2 separate regions of the Homo sapiens genome follow, and region 2 is linked to region 1. Evidence: read pairs that join two places in POLR2A ChIA-PET (ENCODE). Cell type or tissue: Panc1. All regions are shown on one strand. Links, peaks and the distances in the headings refer to the core of each region. The heading gives the core; the rest is flanking DNA.

Region 1 (8,340 bases), core at 317-8,316:
GGTATTTAAAAATTTTCCTGAATTATGGTGTTCTACAGCTCCAGTGAAGCAACAGTATTCATTACCCCTAGGATAGGTTGGGAATTGTCTTAGAATGAAGAAGTCAATGTTCAGTTTGAGCTTAAAAGCTAGTCTTTTCAACAACATTAAAAAAACAACAGCATTGAGAGCCAGGCTTTGTTGAGAGCAAGTGAGCAATGTTTTCTATATTTTTAAAACTTCCTTGTATGTATCATGATCCTACTCTGGCAGACTTGAGTTGTAAAACCATACTAAAATTATAGTGCAAAAACTGTGGAGTATATGTTGCAGGAAAAGACCACAGTAGATAGGAACTTTTAACACTGGAGAAATTGAGGGCAGTCCTGTCCCAAACCCTTCCCAAGATTACTTCCACCTCCGCCATCACCATCCCCTCCCACCCACTGTTGATCCCACCATGGGCTTGGGGTCAGGGTAGAAATGAAGAAAAATACTCACACCTATATAAGTTTTGGGGAGATTCCAATGTAAGAGGGCCTTACTTCTTGCCTCTCAGCAAAGCTGTGCATTGATATTGATTATATTGCCAAATCAACATGGCACTGAGACTGCAGCAGGAAAGAAGCCACAGCTGAGGGAGGGGTTTCAAGTTAGCTTCAACCAAATATATCAGTGTGCAGAGAAAGTAGGTACTTTACTCTCCAGAGGAATGCAGGAGAGTTGAGATCCTCTCTAGAGAGCCAGAAGAGTCAGAACAAGGAGCCATTGTATATAGAAGCCATAAAACTGGAAGCCATGGGAAGAAACCCTGGTACCCAAATTATCAAGATGAACCAGCCCCTCCTCAGCTGGCTTTGCTGCAGTATGAGGAGAGACCAGACAAGACAGTCATTCCATAGCAGAGAGCACCAAAGATCCAGAAGGCAGCATGCACACCTCAGCATTCTCTCCATTCGCAAAGATACCCTCTTGAGGAGGGAGAAGAGTAAAAGAGATGAGAGTTCTCCAACTGAGAATTCAAAGTTAAAACAGTTGATTAATTATTCTACAGGGATTTAGTTAATATGCATAAGCATGCGGGTTATCTTTCTTGGTAATTTTGTTTTCTTTTTTTTGAGACGGAGTTTCACCCTGTTGCCCAGGTTGGAGTGCAGTGGCGTGATCTCAGCTCACAGCAAACTCTGCCTCCTGGGTTCACGCTATTCTCCTGCCTCAGCCTCCCGAGCAGCTGGGACTACAGGCGCCCGCCACCACACCTGGCTAATTTTTTTTTGCATTTTTAATAGAGATGGGGTTTCACCTTGTTAGCCAGGATGGTCTTGATCTCCTGACCTTGTGATCCACCCGCATCGGCCTCCCAAAGTGCTGGGATTATAGGCATGAGCCACCGCGCCTGGCCCTTTCTTGGTAACTTTAAGATATGTTTCTTATCAGGAGCAACAGAGTCTTCTCAGATCAGATTATGAATAAATATACAGATAAATATTTACTATCTTTGGGTGCATCATGTAATATACTGTAAAGTAATAGCATAATGTTTTGATCCTTATTTTGTACGTTTCTTTGATTACATAGAACTAACTATCTCAGATGTTCCTTGTTAGGCAAGTTATTCAGATATTAGAGGTGCCACTATAGTAAGTATAGAGTCAACAACATAAAAAATCCCCAAGTAACATATTGCAAAGCAGAAGATGGGAATTTGGCATTATAAAATGATGATCTTACAGAGAGAAACATCCATTTATAAAATTATGCTTCTCTTCCTAAAATATTTACTTAAATTTTTTTTATTCTTTGTATACTTTCACCTCCAAGTCACTCAAGGAAGATGGAAAACTAAAGTTGAAACCAGTAGCAAAAGCCAACTTCTCCAAGTGCTGCCTGTCCAAATGGGCATCACATCAAATAACCCAGATTAATGGTGTTATTCCTATACTTTAATGCTTGGTCCCTAACGATTCCAGTTAGCAATTTTATGAATGTTTATATACAAATATGTAAATTAGTTTTAATAGTTCTGTTTCTTATTCTTTCCTGCTAAATGATTCAAAGACCCAAACATAGAATCGAATCCATTTTGGATGTGACTGAAAAGCAAAGTTAATTCTGAATGAAACTTACTGTTATATACTTATGAATTTAACCCATGTTCACCCAATTTAGCAGTTGCAAATTTATAATAATTTCTAAATGTTGTTTCTTTTTTGTTCAAAACCCATGCATTTCTCTAACAGGAATTGCACCAGGTATTGCTGATATACTGGTGAGCAAAGCAGAATAGGTCTCTGGCCTCATGTAGCTTGAGGGTGTAGAGGGGGATAGAGCTTAATCAGATGACCACACAAATATATGATCACACATGTAATAATTGTTTTAAATGAGAGGCACATGGTGCTAGAAGAGGGGCTACTAAACTAGTCACAGAGGCCAGTGACAATTTCTCCAAGGAAGTGACCATCTAAATTCTGAATGATGCATGGGAATTAACTTGTGGAAGAGAGAACTAAGGATTCCAAATGGATAGTAAAGCTAATATGAGGGTTTACTGGTAAAATAATCCTATTCATTGTAAGGGATGAAAACAAGTACTTTATGGCTGGAACCCAGTGAGTGAGTGGTAGCTTCATGGGAGATGAGTCTGGGGGAGACAGGGATAATCACATAGAAACTGCTTGAAAGAGCATCAATAATAGCGAGCATTTATAGAGCTCTTGCTCCACACCAACACTATTCTATGCATTTTGTAAGTGCCAAGTAATTTAATCTTCACAACTTTATGAAAGAGGTACTATATTATTTCTTCATTATACATAAGCAACAAAGGCACAGTTTAACTAACTGGCCCCAAATCACCCAGCTAATCATTATGAAATAATTAACTTCAACCCCAGGAAGTCTTGCTCTGGGGACTGTGCTTTCAATCACTAAGTTATGCTAATTGTAGCTTTAGAGCTATGGTAAGTAATTTACTCAGCAACCTGAAAGCACTGACTAGCCACTGAAACATTTTAAGTAATACGTGGGCAGGTGAAAAATCAAATTGTCGGCCAGGTGCAGTGGCTCATGCCTGTAATCCCAGCACTTTGGGAGGCCAAGGCAGGCAGATAGCCTGAGATCAGGGGTTTGAGACCAGTCTGGACAACATGGTGAAACCCCATCTCTACTAAATTACAAATTAGCCGGAAGTGGTGGTGTGCACCTGTAATCCCAGCTACTCGAGAGGGTGAGGCAAGGGAATTGCTTGAACCCAGGAGGCAGAGGTTGCAGTGAACTGAGGTCGTGCCATTGCACTCCAGCCTGGGCAACAAGAACGAAACTACATCTCAAAAAAAAAAAAAAAAAAAGTCAGATTGGAGGGGCAAGTGTGCAAATGGGCACAAAAATTAGGGAGCTATTATATTACTCTAAATAAGAAATGATGACAACATGACCTAAGTTCCTATTTTAACTAAAACTTTTTTTCATGTTGAAACAAGTACCAATCAGCAGACCCGAAGAAATTGGTTTTCTTCCTGTAGTAGCAGGCTTTAGAAATGCTTAGTAAACTGAGCCTATTTATACCTAGCTGTCCTTCAGTTGCTTATTTTCAACTGAACAAATCCATTATAGCCAACCATAGGGCATCAGGGAATCAGATAATTGTTCATCCATTTCTATTGTCTTTGAAAAAGGATTTTGTATTTATGTTTGAATATGAGTTATCACTTGCAGATTTTCTTTTAGTACTTACTAAGGATATTACTTCAAACCATGTAATTGTGCAACACCTACAAGGTCACAGTTTGCAGGGGCTTCGGACACTGCTTGTTTCTCCTTCTCCCTTGAAAACTTCCTTTCTCCTCCCAATGAGGAAAGAAGAATTCATGTCTAATGATCTCTCCAGCAAGGGGCAAGACTGGCCACTCTGAGTTCTTCAGACGGCCACAAAATTCCAGCTTACATTACATCATTTATTCCAAGATCCTTTATTCATGGTGATTTCTAGGACAAATCCAAGAGAGCCTCAAATGCTATGGGAAGGTCCAGATTTCCAGACCAACCACTGTCTTGTGCTTATTTCTTCACTTTTTGTTTCCCAGTAGGATCCTGTCTTCCATTCCTCTTTGCCCTTTCAGATCCTTCCACTGGGCTTCAGGAATTCACTCCTGGTTATCGGCCAACTACCTTACATCTTTAACCTCTTCATGCTACTTTCTCCTTGCTCTCATTAAATTTCAGTTATACAAGGGAAATATGTTCAAGAGGTTTATTTTAAATATGGTGACTACAGTTAATAACAATATGTTGAATACTGAAAATAGCTGAGAGTAGTCTAAGTGTTCTTGCCACAGAAAAAAGCACGTGAGGGTAAGGCATATGTAAAATAGCTTGATCTAGCCTTTCCATACCATGTATGCATATCAGGACATTATACATCATAAATATATACAATTTTTACAGAGGAAAAGCAAGAATTAGGGGGTGGACTGAGTCAAACACTGGACTCATGAATGAGAAGGGATTATAGGAAGCATAGTAAGTGATATGGTTTGGCTGTGTCCCCACCTAAATCTCATCTTGAATTGTAACCCCCATAATTCTCACATGCTGTAGGAGGGACCCAGTGAGAGGCAACTGAATCATGGGAGTGGGTCTTTCTCATGCTGTTCTCATGATAGTGAATGAGTCTCATGAGATCTGATGGTTTTATAATGGGGAGTTCCTCTACACAATCTCTCTTGCCTGCCACCATGTAAGATGTGACTGCTCCTCATTTCCCTTCCACCATGATTGAACCGTGGAACTGTGAGTCAATTAAACCTCTTTCCTTTATAAATTACCCAGTCTCAGGTATGTCTTTATTAGCAGAATGAGAACAGACTAATACAGTAAATGAAGTAGATAATAAGGAAAAATAATAGCTAACCAAGTTTAATGACATTCTCCTCAATGATTTGGGGTATTTTGAAGCATCAATAAGAAGACACATTTTGGAAGCAGAAAAGGGAATCAAGAAGAATATAAAACCCACCTCAAGGTCCTGACAAACATGAGCTGTGGGAGGAAACTGCCAAAAATTAATGGGACTATGGGGTGGAGTGTCCAGGCACCAGCCATACTGCAGTTGGCCCAGCGCTATGGTTCTTAAACATTAGTCCTCATCAAAATCACCCAGGGGGCTTGTTAAAGACAGCTTTCTGGGTTCCACTTCCAGAGTTTCTAATTTAACTGGTCTGGTGGGGTGAGAATTTGCATTTTTAACATCTTCCACATGATACTGACACTGCTGATCTGGAGGCCAAGCTTTGAGTAGCATTGATTTAGCAGCTTTCAACTCTGTCTGCCCATTATAATCACCTGAGAAACTTTTAGAGTCATTGATACCCATGCCTCTTCCTAGAAGTTCTGATTTAATTGATGTGTCATGGTCTTAAAGCATCATCGATTTTTTATCTGAGGATTGACATCTCTTTATTCCCTTCAACTTCCCATCTCTAGTAACCACCATTTTAATCTAAGTTTGATTTTTTTTTTTTTACACTCCACATGTAGGATTGTGCAGAATTTGTCTTTCTGTGCCTGGCTTATATCACTACTTTTATTATCCTTGGTGGCCTTAATATTTCCACACATACTGTGACCTCTTAGCTCTTGTCCACTTCATTTACGTGTAATATTTTCTCTTGATGCCCCGTCCAACTCAGGCGACCATTCTAACACTTCTAGTGACTATAACTTCTGAAATTGATTTTACCCCCATACCCCATTTTTTCCAGCTTTCTCAAACTGTTAGCAGTGGAAGAGATTCGAGTTACCACGAGTTATTGGCGGTGAATCCATACCAATTCCACAGCAACTTCAGTCCTTGTCTCCTCAGAAGAAAGAATTCAACTGAGGGGCATACAGCAGAAAAAGAGACCACGGCAAGTTTCAGAGCATGAGTGGAAATTTAGAAAGGTTTTAGAACAGGAAAGAAAGGAAAATTCTCTTGAAAGAGACCCAATCAGGCACCTAAAGTTGGAAGAAAGAAAAGAGAGCAAAAGAAGACAGCAAAAAAGGGCCTTTAACCTTGATCATGAGACTTACAGGCTCACCCCTTTCCCATGATTCTTTCCATAGGGTGGGCTTTCTGCATGCCCAGTGCTTTCCTTATCCTTTGGGACTGAGCAGGCGCTTGTGTTTAGGAAGTTATATGCAGGCCCATCTGAAGCTTTCTTCCCTCTTCCAGTGGAGTGTGCTCCTGAAAGAATATACTGCACCATTTTTATCTCTTGATGCACATGCCCAGGGAGTGTGCTTCTCCTTAGGGCTTGCGTTCAATTAACATTCTGATGTTAACAGGTGTGGACCATCAGGAAATGGCCTCTCCCTGGTGCTGCCAAATTATCATTTTAGAGAGGCGGAGATTTTTAGTGGGTGGCGGTAGAGCCCTCTCCTGTCCTGCTCATGCCTAATAACTACCTGTACCAAATCCAGCATTTTTCTTTCAACAACTCTTGATTTCCAGTAAGATCACTATGCCTTGCCACCTCAACTATCTTTAACTGCCCATGACCCGTTTGCTGTATTCCCATCATCCACCAGAAGGGCTCAACCACGCGTTCATAGGGAACTTCCGCTGCTGCAGCTTCTTCTCTCCATCGAACTTACTTCAGAAAACTCCAGCTGTGGTAAAATCTAGCTCTCTGTATCTAATGGAGAAAAATCGCTCAACTATACTGACATATTTTGTGTTTTTGACCAAGAATCTCAAAAAGTCAGGTGATTTGAGAAATTGTAATCATTACCTAGTAGAAAATTCACATATACCTCTTACTAATGGCTTTACACATATTAACAAAGTTATTCCTTTCAAACCCTGTAAGGTAAGTGCAATTAATTTCTTTGTTAGGGAAATTAACAGGACATATCGCTGTTAGTTGAGAAGACTGAGGTTCAGAGAATTTAGGTAAGTTGACTCAAATTATAAAACAAGTGAGTCAGTGAGGATTTGAATGCAGGCAGGCTTAGCAATATTGCTTCTCCTATACTCCCTACTAAATTTATCTATTCCCCAAGATAACCATTTCACATTCTCTCTCTTCTCACATCTCTAACATCTTCCTCTCAATTCTGTTGATGACCTCATACTTTACAGAAACTCCACATAAACACCCATTGTAATGCTCCTCTTGAGTGCAAAACTTCTCACAAGTGTTGTAAGTATTCATTGCCTTCATTTCCTCATTCCTCAATCTCTCTTCAATCTACTGCAACTGGGCCTCTGTCTCCACCACATCTATAAGATCTGTTTAAGATCTCAGTGACTTTCCTTCTACCAAAGCCAAAATTAAATTCTAGACCTTATTTTATTCAGTCTCTTGGCAATATCCGACATTGTTGAACATGCTCTCCATCTTGAAAATCTCTACACTTTTGGCTTATTTCTGCTAGCTTTCATTTCTCATTAGCCACCCATTTATAGTAGCCTTGCTTTCTCACTTTCTCACCTTCTTCTTCCAGACCACTAAGTGTTGTAATCATCCAAGTCATTTTTTGGTCATTTTCCATCTTTTCTCACATTTTTTTGTTATGTGGTTTCTTCTATTGTCGTGATTTTAAATAACATTCATACATTTGAGGTTGACTTTATTATGGGTCTCTACTTTCATATAAAAGCTGCCAATTAAAAATATTTGAACAATTACGTCTACCTTAAAATACAGCTGGATACAAACAAAAACAAAAAGATCAAACACATATTTTCCTTTTCAGCTAATCACACTCTACTCCAGGCCAAAAAAAAAAAAAAAAAAAAATGCCTGGCTCGGTGGCTCACACCTGTAATCCCAGCACTTTGGGAGGCCAAGGCGGGCAGATCATGAGGTCAGGAGATAGAGACCATACTGGCTGACACAGTGAAACCCCATCTCTACAAAAATACAAAAAAAAATTAGCTAGGCGTGGTGGGGGCACCTGTATTCCCAGCTACTTGGGAAGCTGAGGCAGGAGAATGGCATGAACCCAGGAGATGGAGCTTGCAGTGAGCCGATATCACACCACTGCACTCCAGCCTGAGCGACAGAGCAACACTCCATCTCAAAAAAAACAAAAAGAAAAAAAAAAAAGAAAAAAAAATCTTGTGTAACCACACTGAATTCTAGGTTTTCCCTATTTCCTGTATCTGTTACATCAATAAGCGTCACTAGCTTTATTTCCATCAAAATGTATTTGTGAAAGATAATTGGGTATTAAATGACTAGAAGAGTTGAGCTAAGCTGGGCACGGTGGCTCCCGCCTGTAATCCCAGCACTTTGGGAGGCTTAGACGGGTGGATCACCTGAGGTCAGAAGTTCAAGACCAGCCTGACCAACATGGTGAAGCCTCATCTCTACT
Region 2 (8,340 bases), core at 303-8,302, 72 kb after region 1:
TTTCTTTTGCTGTACAGAAGCTCTTTAGTTTAATTAGATCCCATTTGTCAATTTTGGCTTTTGTTGCCATTGTTTTTGGTATTTTAGACATGAAGTCCTTGCCCGTGCCTATCTCCTGAATGGTATTGCCTAGGTTTTCTTCTAGGGTTTTTATGGTTGTAGGTCTAACATGTAAGTCTTTAATCCATCTTGAGTTAATTTTTGTATAAGGTGTAAGGAAGGAATCCAGTTTCAGCTTTCCACATATGGCTAGCCAGTTTTCCCAGCACCAGTTATTCAACAGGGAATCCTTTCCCGATTTCATGTTTTTGTCAGGTTTGTCAAAGATCAGATGGTTGTAGATGTGTGGTATTATTTCTGAGGGCTCTGTTCTGTTCCATTAGTCTATATCTCTGTTTTGGTACCAGTACCATGCTGTTTTGGTTACTACTGCCTTGTAGTATAGTTTGAAGTCAGGTAGCAAGATGCCTCCAGCTTTGTTCTTTTGGCTTAGGATTGTCTTGGCAATGCGGGCCCTTTTTTGGTTCCATATGAACTTTTTAAAGTAGTTTTTTCCAATTCTGTGAAGGAAGTCATTGGTAGCTTGATGGGGATGGCATTGAATCTATAAATTACCTTGGGCAGTATGGCCATTTTCATGATATTGGTTCTTCCTATCCATGAACATGGAATGCTCTTCGATTTGTTTGTGTCCTCTTTTATTCTGTTCAGCAGTGGTTTGTAGTCCTCCTTGAAGAGGTCCTTCACATCCCTTGTAAGTTGGATTCCTAAGTATTTTATTCTCTTTGAAACAATTGTGAATGGGAGTTCACTCATGATTTGGCTCTCTGTTTGTCTATTATTGGTGTATAGGAATGCTTGTGATTTTTGCACATTGATTTTGTATCCTGAGACTTTGCTGAAGTTGCTTATCAGCTTAAGGAGATTTTGGGCTGAGATGATGGGATTTTCTAAATATACAGTCATGTCATCTGCAAACAGGGACAATTTGACTTTCTCTTTTCCTAATTGAATACCCTTTATTTCTTTCTCCTGCCTGATTGCGCTGGCCAGAACTTCCAACACTATGTTGAATAGGAGTGGTGAGAGAGGGCATCCCTGTCTTGTGCCAGTTTTCAAAGGGAATGCTTCCAGTTTTTGCCCATCCAGTATGATATTGACTGTGGGTTTGTCATAAATAGCTCTTATTATTTTGAGATACATCCCATCAATACCTAATTTATTGAGAGTTTTTAGCATGAAGCGTTGTTTAATCTTGTCAAAGGCCTTTTCTGCATCTATTGAGATGATCATGTGGTTTTTGTCTTTGGTTCTGTTTATATGCTGGGTTATGTTTATTGATTTGCGTATGCTTTGAACCAGCCTTGAATCCCAGGGATGAAGCCCACTTGATCATGGTGGATAAGCTTTTTGATGTGCTGCTGGATTCGGTTTGCCAGTATTTTATTGAGGATTTTTGCATCAATGTTCATCAGGGATATTGGTCTAAAATTCTCTTTTTTTGTTGTGTCTTTGCCAGGCTTTGTTATCAGGTTGATGCTGGTCTCATAAAATGAGTTAGGGAGCATTCCCTCTTTTTCTATTGATTGGAATAGTTTCAGAAGGAATGGTACCAGCTCCTGTTTGTATTTCTGCTAGAATTCAACTGTGAATCCATCTGGTCCTGGACTTTTTTTTTGGTTGGTAGGCTATTAATTACTGCCTTAATTTCAGAGCTTGTTATTGGTCTATGCAGGGATTCAACTTTTTCCTGGTTTAGTCTTGGTAGAGTGTATGCATCCAGGAATTTATCCATTTCTTGTTGATTTTCTGGTTTATTTGTGTAGAGGTGTTTATTCTCTGATGGTAGCTTGTATTTCTGTGGGATGTATTTCTGTATTAAATGGTGATATCCCCTTTATCATTTTTTATTGCTTCTATTTGATTCTTCTCTTTTTTCTTCTTTATTAGTCTTGTTAGCAGTCTGTCAATTTTGTTGATCTTTTCAAAAAACCAGTTACTGGATTCATTGATTTTTTGAAGGGTTTTTTGTGTCTCTATTTCCTTCAGTTCTGCTCTGATTTTAGTTATTTCTTGCCTTCTGCTAGCTTTTGAATGTGTTTGCTCTTGCTTCTCTAGTTCTTTTAATTGTGATGTTAGGGTGTCAATTTTAGATCTTTCCTGCTTTCTTTTGTGGGCATTTAGTGCTATAAATTTCCCTCTACACACTGCTTTAAATGTGTCCTAGAGATTCTGGTATGTTGTGACTTTGTTCTCATTGTTTTCAAAGAACATCTTTATTTCTGCCTTCATTTAATTATGTACCCAGCAGTCATTCACGAGCAGGTTGTTCAGTTTCCATGTAATTGAGCGGTTTGGAGTGAGTTTCTTAATCCTGAGTTCTAGTTTGATTGCACCGTGGTCTGAGAGACAGTTTGTTATAATTTGTGTTCTTTTACGTTTGCCAAGGAGTGCTTTACTTCCAACTATGTGGTCAATTTTCGAATAAGTGTGATATGGTGCTGAGAAGAATGTATATTCTGTTGATTTCGGGTGGAGAGTTCTGTAGATGTCTATTAGGTCTGCTTGGTGCAGAGCTGAGTTCAATTCCTGGATATCCTTGTTACCTTCCTGTCTCATTGATCTGTCTAATGTTGACAGTGGGGTGTTAAAATCTCCCATTATTATTGAGTGGGAGTCTAAGTCTCTTTGTAGGTCTCTAGTGACTTGCTTTATGAATCTGGGTGCTCCTGTATTGGGTGCATATATATTTAGGATAGTTAGCTCTTCTTGTTCAATTGATCCCTTTACCATTATGTAATGGCCTTCTTTCTCTCTTTTGATCTTTGTTGTTTTAAAGTCTGTTTTATCAGAGACTAGGATTGCAACCCCTGCCTTTTTTTGTTTTCCATTTGCTTGGTAGATCTTCCTCCATCCTTTTATTTTGAGCCTATGTGTGTCTCTGCACGTGAGATGGGTCTCCTGAATACAGCACACTGATGGGTCTTGACTCTTTATCCAATTTGCCAGTCTGTGTCTTTTAATTGGAGCATTTAGCCCATTTACATTTAAGGTTAATATTGTTATGTGTGAATTTGATCCTGTCATTATGATGTTAGCTGGTTATTTTGCTCGTTGGTTGATGCAGTTTCTTCCTAACATCGATGGTCTTTACAATTTGGCATGAGTTTTTCAGTGGCTGGGTACCGGTTGTCCCTTTCCATGTTTAGTGCTTCCTTCAGGAGCTCTTTTAGGGCAGGCCTAGTGGTGACAAAATCTCTCAGCATTTGCTTTTCTGTAAAGTATTTTATTTCTCCTTCACTTATGAAGCTTAGTTTGGCTGGATATGAAATTCTGGTTTGAAAATTCTTTTCTTTAAGAATGTTGAATATTGGTCCCCACTCTCTTCTGGCTTGTAGAGTTTCTGCCGAGAGATCTGCTGTTAGTCTGCTGGGCCTCCCTTTGTGGGTAACCCAACCTTTCTCTCTGGCTGCCCTTAACATTTTTTCCTTCATTTCAACTTTGGTGAATCTGACAATTATGTGTCTTGGAGTTGCTCTTCTCAAGGAATATCTTTGTGGCATTCTCTGTATTTCCTGAATTTGAATGTTGGTCTGCCTTGCTAGATTGGGGAAGTTCTCCTGGATAGTATCCTGCAGAGTGTTTTCCAACTTGGTTCCATTTTCCCCATCACTTTCAGGTACACCAATCAGATGTAGATTTGGTCTTTTCATATAGTCCCATATTTCTTGGAGGCTTTGTTCATTTCTTTTTACTCTTTTTTTCTCTAAACTTCTCTTCTCGCTTCCTTTCATTTGTTTAATCTTCAATCACTGATACTCTTTCTTCCAGTTGATCGAATCGGCTACTGAAGCTTGTGCATTCATCATGTAGTTCTCGTGCCATGGTTTTCAGCTCCATCAGCTCATTTAAGGACTTCTCTATACTGTTTATTCTAGTTAACCAATTGTCTAATCTTTTTTCAAGGTTTTTAGCTTCTTTTCAATGGGTTCGAACATCCTCCTTTAGCTCAGAGAAGTTTGATCATCTGAAACCTTATTCTCTGAACTCGTCAAAGTCATTCTCCATCCAGCTTTGTTCCATTGCTGGCGAGGTGTTGCATTCCTTTGGAGGGGGAGAGTTGCTCTGATTTTTAGAATTCTCAGCTTTTCTGCTCTGTTTTTTCCCCATCTTTGTGGTTTTATCTACCTTTGGTCTTTCATGATGGTGATGTATAGATGGGGTTTTGGTGTGGATGTCCTTTCTGTTTGTTAGTTTTCCTTCTAACAGTCAGGACCCTCAGCTGCAGGTCTGTTGGACTTTGCTGGAGGTCCACTCCAGACCCTGTTTGACTGGGTGTCAGAAGCAGAGGTTGCAGAACAGCAAATATTGCTGAACAGCAAATGTTGTTGTCTGATCGTTCCTCTGGAAGCTTCGTCTCACAGGGGTACCCAGCTGTGTGAGGTGTCAGTCTGCCCCTACTGGAGGGTGCCTCCCAGTTAGGCTACTTGGGGGTCAGGGACCCACTTGAGAAGGCAGTATGTTCATTCTTAGATTTCAAACTCTGTGCTGCGAGAACCACTATTCTCTTCAAAACTGTCAAACAGGGACATTTAAGTCTGCAGAGGTTTCTGCTGTCTTTTGTTCGGCTATGCCCTGCCCACAGAGGTGGAGTCTACAGATGCAAGCAGGCCTCCTTGAGCTGCGATGGGCTCCACCCAGTTTGAGTTTCCCAGCTGCTTTGTCTACCTTCTCAAGCCTCAGCAATGACAGGCGTCCCTCCCTCAGCCTCGCTGCTGCCTTGCAGTTTGATCTCAGACTGCTGCGCTAGGAATGAGCGAGGCTCCATGGGCGTGGGACCCTCCAAGCCAGGCACGGGATATAATCTCCTGGTGTGCCATTTGCTAAGACCACTGGAAAAGTGCAGTATTAGGGTGAGAGTGACCCGATTTTCCAGGTGCCATCCGTCACCACTTCCCTTGGCTAGTAAAGGGAATTCCCTGACCCCTTGTGCTTCCCGGGTGAGGCAATGCCTCACCCTGCTTCAGCTCACGCTCAGTAGGCTGCACCCACTATCCTGCCCCCACTGTCTGACAAGCCCCAGTGAGATGAACCTGGTACCTCAGTTGGAAATGTGGAAATCACTCGTCTTCTGCATCACTCAGGCTGGGAGCTGTAGACTGGAGCTGTTCCTATTCTGCCATCTTGGAACTGCTGCCAACCACTTTTGTTTGCTCATTTCATTTGATGATGCTCTTTATATTCTCCAGGGTTTACACATAAATATTTTATTAATGGATACATCATGGAGATGCTCAATATTTAGTTAATGAAAAATATTTACGTTATATATTTACTAATAATTTGCTAAGCGTCAGGTATTCTGCTGGGTGCTTTAGCATATTTTTTAAAAGAAATAACAAAACTGATTTTCTTGAGAATAGAAAAGTGCATGTCTGTGTACTCTGGAGAATATTTTGGGAATGCAAAGCATGGAGAGAAAACCATTTTGTTGAAGTGATGATTAGAAGGTCTGTGGAGGATGCTGCAGTTGACATAGAAGGAATGGTAAGATTTAAATTATCATGTTCTTTCTCATATTTAAATTATCAATTTCTTTATAATTCTTTGTCATGAATTATAATAAATCAGCTGAATGCTTTCTGTAAACACAAAATCCAGGTCAGGTCCTTTACGAAGTCCATCGGGAATATTTAGGCTTTCTCCTTTAGGTCTTGTCCATATGAAACTCTCATCGAGTGCAAGGTTTTTGTATGCCTGATTCATCAATATTTCCACATAACAGCATTTAATAAATTTCTATTGTGGAAAAAATAGTTTTAGTATGTAAACTGATTTCAACTTAACTGCTCTAAATATGTATAGTTCTGTTGATATACAATATTTTGTCAAAATTTGATATGCTAAAAGTGGCAATTTAGGCTATTAAGTTCAGATGTCTTACCATCTTGAAAAAACTCACTAAATATTTTAATAAGCATTTCAGCATGCTAACATTTCAGCCTAATTAATCTAAAACTAGTAATATCTACTAAGTAGCAAATTAATGCCATTATCAGTCCCTATCTTTTTTGACTTTTCAGAATTTTGACAATTTTCTTCATGTCCTCTCTTTCATTGGCTTCAAAAATTCCACTCTCTGTAGTTTCTTTTCCTATTTAAAAAACTTCTTTTTGGTTTCTTCAAATAGGTCATAAAATTCTTCTGAAAATATCTTTCTCCTCCCTTTGTGTTTTTCCCAGGCAGTCTTACTCTCCTTTATGTTTTTTATCTACTCATAAACCTCTATATCTCTGTTTTAGATTTCTCTCCTCAAGATCCCTGCTTCCCAATGCCAGCTTGATGAGGCATGCTCCTTTACATTTTTAGACTATTTTTTTATCATTGCAAATTTAGAAAAAAAATACCAACATTCCTAACTCGAATATTCCAAAGCATGCCTCAGATGAAATGTTTTCAGAATACAACTCATCACTTTCGTCCCCAGTCCTGTACAATTTTTCATTTCTTGGCTCAATGTATAGCAATCCCCTTGTCCCAAGCCAGCCACCTGGAGATTACGCTTAATACATTTTAAATTCCTCATATCCAACTGGTCACCAATTCCTATTGATTATTATTCATAAATATACCTTAAGTATATATTTTATTATAATTCTCAGGACCGGTGCCTTAGTTCAGGCATGCATTACCTCTCTCTTAAATTATTTTGATGGCTTTTTAACTGATATTCTTGACCTGCATCTTTCTTTGCCTCCCATTCCATCCTCTCTACGTTATTGCCTGTGATAACTTTTGAGAAACTGATGATACATTCCTCTATTTAAAATATGTAATAGCTCCTCATAGCAACGGTTTAAAGTCTAATCTCTTTAGAAAGATATGTAAGTTCAGCCTTCCTCCTTTTCATAAATAGCTGATTTCTTTCCAGTGTTAAATACTTTTCCATTCTAGTATCCAGCTTAACAAGGGAATTGTTGCTCCCCAAATGCTCCCCACTTCATTCTGTTTCTTCTGCTTAAATTATCCATTTTGTTTTGCCTACCTAATGAAACCAACTTACCCTAAAAGGCCCAAGTCTAACAATTCTGTGAAGTCTTCTGAGTCACCATTATTTTTTACTCTATGGCTTCTAGTACTTTGTCTGTGTGTGTATGTGTGTGTCCTTATTATGTGTGTAGACTGTATCACATTGTATAGGTGATATTTGGCAATTATTATTTTAATTAAGAATTGAGAATTGAGATCATCCAAAATATGTTATATTATGATACTGAAATTAAACTAGAAATCAATAATGAAGATATCTGAGAAATCTCAGATATTAGGAAATTAAATAACCTTCTGGCTCGGCATGGTGGCTCATGCCTGTTATCCCAGCACTTTGGAAGTTTGATGCTGGCAGATCACCTGAGGTCAGGAGCTCAAGACCAGCCTGGACAACATGGCAAAACCATGTCTCTACTAAAAATACAAAAATCAGCCAGGTGTGGTGGCAAGCACCTGTAATCCCAGCTACTCAGGGGCTGAGGCAGAGGAATAGCTTGAACCCAGGAGAAGGAGTTTGCAGTGAGCTGAGATCACTCCACTGCACTCCAGCCTGGGCGACAGAGAGAGACTCTGCCTCAAAATATAATAATAATAATAAAATAAATCATAACAAAGTGGAAGTCACAAAGAAAAGGAGAAAATATTTTGACATAAATTTAAATTAAAACTACATATCAGAATGTGTGGCTATAGCTAAATCAGTACTTGGAAGGAAATTCATAGTATTAAATGCTTATATGAGGAAAGAATAAAATCTCAAATCAGTGGCTCAAGGTTTTATGTTAGGAAGCAAGAAAATGGAGAACACATTAAAATCAAATCAGACATACACATAAAGAAACAATGAATAGTAAAATTGAAAGGACACAAATTATACAAATTATCAATATGTAAACATAAAAAGGACATCACTGCAACTGCTACAGATATTAAAAAGGACAATTAGGAAATACTAGGAGCAATTTTGTAGGGAGATAGAAACCAAAAAGAAACAGTAAACTGAAAACTTTAAGGATAAAAATCCAACATAAATTCAGCAAATGGAAGACACAAATTACCAAAGCTCACTCATGAAGAAATAGATAACAAGAATAGTCTTACAACAAGTTAACACATTGAATTTATATTTTCAAATCTTTTTAATGAAGCATGGGCCAGATATCTTTACTGGTTAATGAAATAGATCATGTAAGGAAGGAATGACACCAATTCTTTTTGTGCTTTTCCAGAATATTGAAGAGGAGGAAATACTTCCCAGTTGATTTTACAGGCCAGCATAACTTAGATACC

Evidence for each region. Peaks named below come from ENCODE experiments on the same cell type or tissue, not always from the same donor. Only the 100,000 strongest peaks of a DNase experiment are listed, where the experiment ranks them.
Region 2: POLR2A ChIA-PET joins it to region 1 with 12 read pairs; 3 of 35 experiments call an interaction of 5 or more read pairs at or near these places.

The regions. Positions count from the first base shown.
Region 1 is chr6:55,409,631-55,417,970 of GRCh38, reverse strand. No RefSeq gene overlaps it. Among named protein-coding and RNA genes, the nearest start is that of GFRAL, 86 kb to the right of the region's middle. In Panc1, for the core only: no CTCF peak of the experiment used is centred there; a DNase peak (open chromatin) is centred at 3,570.
Region 2 is chr6:55,337,396-55,345,735 of GRCh38, reverse strand. The region is part of intron 3 of GFRAL (GDNF family receptor alpha like); the gene reads right to left. Among named protein-coding and RNA genes, the nearest start is that of GFRAL, 14 kb to the right of the region's middle. In Panc1, for the core only: no CTCF peak of the experiment used is centred there; no DNase peak of the experiment used is centred there.